Linked DNA regions of Homo sapiens: region 1 is linked to region 2. Evidence: read pairs that join two places in POLR2A ChIA-PET (ENCODE). Cell type or tissue: MCF 10A. All regions are shown on one strand. Links, peaks and the distances in the headings refer to the core of each region. The heading gives the core; the rest is flanking DNA.

The links. Peaks named below come from ENCODE experiments on the same cell type or tissue, not always from the same donor. Only the 100,000 strongest peaks of a DNase experiment are listed, where the experiment ranks them.
Region 1: POLR2A ChIA-PET joins it to region 2 with 5 read pairs; 12 of 35 experiments call an interaction of 5 or more read pairs at or near these places.

Annotation. Positions count from the first base shown.
Region 1 is chr13:29,837,674-29,840,483 of GRCh38, forward strand. All of the region lies in intron 1 of UBL3 (ubiquitin like 3), which reads right to left. Among named protein-coding and RNA genes, the nearest start is that of UBL3, 12 kb to the right of the region's middle. In MCF 10A, for the core only: no CTCF peak of the experiment used is centred there; no DNase peak of the experiment used is centred there.
Region 2 is chr13:30,113,960-30,116,769 of GRCh38, forward strand. No RefSeq gene overlaps it. Among named protein-coding and RNA genes, the nearest start is that of LINC00365, 6.5 kb to the left of the region's middle. RefSeq lists a silencer at 835-1,184. In MCF 10A, for the core only: a CTCF peak has its summit at 1,219 (motif pointing left); a DNase peak (open chromatin) is centred at 1,182.

The sequences.
Region 1 (2,810 bases), core at 115-2,614, 280 kb before region 2:
AATCCCAACATTTTGGGAGGCTGAGGCAGGCGGATCACTTGAGGCCAGGAGTTTGAGAACAGCCTGGCCAATACGGCAAAACCACGTCTCTATGAAAAATACAAAAATTAGCCGGGCGTGGTGATATGCGCCTGTAATCCCAGCTACTAGGGAGGCTGAGGCACTAGAATCACTTGAACCCAGGAGGCGGAGGTTGCAGGGAACTGAAATTGCACCACTGCACACCAGCAAGACTCTGTCTCAATAATAATAATAATAATAATAATAATAATTTTAGCTAATTCCCAAATGACAAAAGATAGTAAGCCAAAGATTGACTCAGGACCTCAAGATACTCTACAAGCTTTATGTAGATTACAAAAAAAAAAGCTACACAAGAGCACATCAATAGTAAAATTGGTGAAAACCAAAGACAAGATATAATCTTTAAAACAGCCAAAGGAAAACACATTAACTTCAAAGGAGTAACAATAAAATCAAAAGCCTGAGTTAACATAAACAGTGGCAGCCAGGTGATGATAAAATAACATCTTGAAGGTGCATAAAGTAGGGACCCTTTAAAAGTGAAGGTAAAATGAACACATTTTCAGGCAAACCAAAACAGGGAATTCATTACCAGAAGACCTGCACTAAAAGTTCCTTGGATAAAACGATAATTACCCAGATGCACATACAATCAAAAAGAAAGAAATGAAGACCTCCAGAAAGGTAAATTTGAGGACAAAGTGAAATGAGCAATGATTATTTTAACAACAACATTACTCTTATTACCACTGTTATAATTACTTTAACAATAATAATAATGACATCTTTGGGGTTGAAAACAAAGCAAAGACTGGAAGAGGGGTAAATGGAATTAAATTAAAAGGCCATTCCATTACCCTGAAGTGGCAAAGGCAAAAATTTATGACAGACAAAAAAGTTAAAGATGAACATTGTAATCTCTATGCTAACCAGTAAAGATAGTAAAAGAATTTATAACAGAGAAGCTGAGAGAAAGGTATATGGGAAACTGTTTGATTAATCCAAAAGAAAACAAAATGGAAGGGAAAGTTATAAAGGACTTAATGATGGAAGTAAAATACAAATTGCAAAACTGTAAATTCAAACCCAAATAATGTGGTACAGTAATTACATTAAAGGTAAACCAGAGATTATCAAACTTAGTAAAAAAGCAAAAACCCAACTATATGATGCTTAAAGAGATTCATCTTACGTATAAGGACGAAGAGAGATTTAAAGGAAATGGATAGAAAAAAAAAGAATGCTATATTAACATCCCCTCTGGAAAAAAACTTTAAAGCAAAAAATGTTACTAGACAGGAAGACAGAACAATCATAAATTTATTTGTAGCTAATAACTTAGCCTCCAAATATGAGGCACAATTTGAGAGAACTAAAAACATACAGACAAATCCTCACATATTTGGCAATGTTAACACAAGTTTCTCAATTGAGTGATTTAAAAAAGACAAAAAAAGTCAAGTGTGATACAATAGATTGAACATGATTAATAAATTTAATTGCTATATATGGCACACTGTCAATTTTCTAAAACTGACCATAAAGCAAGTGTCAACAAATTACCCACAAGTGAAATCATAGAATGATTCCAGACCACAACAGACACCAAACTAGAAATCAATAACAAAAATATAGCTAGAAAATCCCCAAATGCTGAGAGCACAAGGGAAGTTTTAAAATATGCTTTATTGAATGATAATAAAAATAATATACAACAAACTTGTAAGATCCATCTAAGTTGCATTTAGAGGGAATTTCATATACATTTTTTAAATTCCAAAAATATTCCAAAAAAACCCCACAAAGGAGCCAGGCACAGTGGTCTGCACATCTGTATTCTCAGCTACTTGGGAGGCTAAGGAGGAAGGAGCAGTTGAACGCAGGAGTTCAGAAACCAGCTTGGCCAACACAGTGAGACCCCCATCTCTTAAAAAGATTTTAAAAAATAGGCCGGGCGCAGTGGCTCACGCCTGTAATCCCAGCACTTTGGGAGGCTGAGGCGGGAGGATCACGAGGTCAGGAGATTGAGACCACCCTGGCTAACACGGTGAGACCCCGTCTCTACTAAAAATACAAAAAATTAGCTGGGCGTGGTGGCGGGTGCCTGTAGTCCCAGTTACTCGGGAGGCTGAGGCAGGAGAATGGCGTGAACCCGGGAGGCGGAGCTTGCAGTGAGCAGAGATGGAGCCACTGCATTCTAGCCTGGGCGACAGAGTGAGACTCCGTCTCGGGGGAAAAAAAAAAAAAAAGAAGATTTTAAAAAATAAATAAGCTGACAATTAATGACTTAAGTACTCATCTCAAAAAACTTTTAAAAGTACAGAAAATTATCATTTTTTTAAATAGAAGAAATAAAGGTAAAGGCAGAAATCAGTAAAAAGTTAAAAACAACATTTATCTGAAAATGGACTCTGAAAAGACTGCGTACAAAGAGACCCAAATTACAATAAGCAGATTTTGAAAAGGAGAGATCATAGATACTACAAATACCAAAACAATTATAAAAGGATACACACACACACACAAAAACCTTAAGCTGAACTGGAAAATTCAGACAAAATGGACAAATCTCTTGAAAAGCAAAACTTGTCAAAATTGACAAAGAAATAGAAAATATGAATAGCTTTTTATGTACTGACGAAATACAATCAATAATCTTCACAAGAAAACTCCAGAGGGCTTCACCAGTGAATTCTTTCAAACATTTGTGGATGGAATAAAATCAATCTTCACAAATTCTTCCAGAGTATTAAAAAGCATTTCCCAACTCATCTTATGAGGTCAGC
Region 2 (2,810 bases), core at 32-2,531:
AGTGCCTGAAGCAAACTCTTTATCTGCTCTTTTTGTACACAAGGACTCTTGAACCACTCTTGAACCCGGAAGTCTCTGGCAATGGCTTGGGGATCCCACTTTGCCTACTCCTCGCCCCCGTCAATAGGGGAGTTGTTATCTCTTAAACCACTCCGGGAACCTCTCCTCTCTGGGTGGAGGTTAAGGGGACTCAGTCGGGGAGTTAAGTGACAAGGGTGCCTCTGGCAGAGCCTAGGTGTGTAAGCTTTGGCAAATGACCAGGCCTCGCTGAGCCCTGATTTTGTCCTCTGTAAAATGAGAGTGATCGGATTCCTTGGAGCACGAAATGCCTTCAATGTGGGGCTTAGCACGGGTCTGGCTCACAGTAACTGCTCTCACGCTCCACTAGCCACTCCTTAGCAGGAACGTGGGCACGAGAATTCCCAAACTTCCTCGAGTCAGTGTTCAGAACCCCGCCCTCCCTTTATCTTCAAAGGAGAAGGGAGAGCAGTGGGTTACAAGGGTCAGCTTTTAAATACCCCTGCTCTCCCTTGACCACAGACCCTGGGGAGTTTCCCCAGCTAAAAACGAAGTTTAGAAAATTGCTTGCAATGACCCATGATTTCAAGGGCCCCAGTGAATGACAGATCTATTGAGGATAGGGCCCCCTGGCTGGAAATTTAGAAACATTTTGTTTTTGTAAGAGGAAAAAAAGGGCAGAGAGGCACGAGGGCTGCAGGGGATGGCTCTGGAAGGACACTGCAGCGAGGCTGCCAGACTCCTTGGAACCGCAGCGCCGACGCAGCCATTTCCCAGGGAGATCAATCCTCTGGCAGGTCCATTTCCTCCGCCGCGCGGGCGGCTGCGGGAGGCGGCGGCGGCGGCGGGGGTGGCGGGAGCCATTAGTGACTCTGTGACCCCGTTCACCGAGCGCGTCCCCGCCCAGGTGCTCGCTGCCCGGCGCCGCGCCGTCCACCCCCGGCCGGGGCAGGTCGCGGGGCCCAAGCTGGTTCAAGCCCCCGTCGCTCGTCGCCTGGCTCTGCGCCAGGCCCCGTGCCCCTGGCTGCAGGCCGGCACCCCGCGAGCCGCAGCGCCCAGGCAGGCGAGCGCCGCTGCAACCTGCAAGCCTGAGTCAGCTCGCGGCGCGTGAGGCGCGCGCACTGCGTCCCCGCGCAGCCGTCGCAGCCAGGTGCTGGCCCGGAGCGCTGCGTCCCCAGACAGAAACCACGGCTCCCCCTGGCGGACACCGGTTCCCCAGCGCTGGGCTTTCCCCTTCAGTAGTTTAGGGGTAGTTTTCAGCTAAAGAAAACAGTGGACGCATTTTCCCATCAGAGGGCTTGGTGGCAGGATTCCCACAGGCTTAAGGAATGAAAGAAAGGAGATGCGATAGAAAGGAAGAATGGTAAGTAAGGCCCGGAAAGTGCAGGCAGAGAATGTTATGCACCTGCATGTCGTGAACCCAATGGCAACGAAACACTTACTTGTCTGCGGGGCAAATATAGCCGCGTTGGCTCTTTCTCCTGGAACCACGGATACTTTGGCAAGGAATGAATGAGTTATAAATGCAACGTTTTCTTAAATATATTAAATACATAACACTGACCTTCACAAAGGCTTTTATCTGGAATAAGGAATGAATAAGTAGGGTAATGAATAAGAAAGTTAAATTAAAGCACCATAGAACACAGTTTGAGTAACTTTAAAAATTTTTATTTACTTAATTTAATGAAAACAAATGATAAGTAAAATGTCTTTATATGAACATCTGAAAAAGCTTATAACTCTAAATGGCAATCCTAATCCAGCTGCTATAGTCAGGCTGCTATAGCAAAATACCCTAGACTGGTAGCTTATAAACAATAGAAACTGATTTCTCACAGTTCTTGGGGCTGGGAAGTCCCAGATCAAGGTGCCAGCTGATTCAGTGTCTGGGGAAAGCCTGCTCTCCGGTTCATAGATGGTGCCTCCTAGCTGTGTCCTTACCTGGGAGAAGGAGGAAGAGCGTTCCCTGGGATCTCTTCTATAAGGGCACTAATCCCGTTCATCAGGGTGACCTAATCACTTCCCAAAGGCCCTGCCTGCTAATGCCATCACCTTGGGAGTTCAGTTTTAACGTGAATTTTGAGAGGACACAAACATTCAGACCTTAGCAGCAGCCTTTTGTTTTATTCCCCGAATACAATGTATAAATGTGGAAATGCCTGGGAATTTCAGCCATCTAAGTCAGGCAGTTAGCTTTGTGATATGGACTCCCTCTTGTAACTTACTCTGTGTGGACATCTGTTCTGTTGATTGTGTACAGAGTTGAATTTCACAGAGGCTGACGCAGCAGTGATCATTCAGACATTTCTGAATGGACGGCAAAAGAAGGAGGAGGAGGAGAAAGTAAATACCAATGACTTACTTTGCAAAGTAAATTGACAGATCCTTTGTAGACCAAATCAGCAAGGTTGGGTTGTGTCCCTCTGGGCCTGGGTTTCCCACCTCTTGTAAAACCGGGAGAGGCAGAGAAGCTAAGACAGATGGTGGGTCTCCTGGGAGGCTCAGGGCCGAGCCGGCCTCAGAGGAAGTCTCTTCATCAGCACTCGGCAGCAGCAGCGTGGAGACTGTCCTCCACCCTTCCTGAAGCCACCAGCTTGGATGGCCCAGGCTTTCTTCCCATCACTCAGTTGTCAGAGCAACAGCTTCTGGAGGGAGCCAGCCCACGGCCCTGCCATTATGCTTCCCAGTGGCAGCTGGGGGATAGGGGGCAGTTAGGAGGAACAGAAACAGGTTGACATGGATCCAGGGAGCAGAGATGGCTCACAAGTGCAGATAGGGAGTGATCTTAA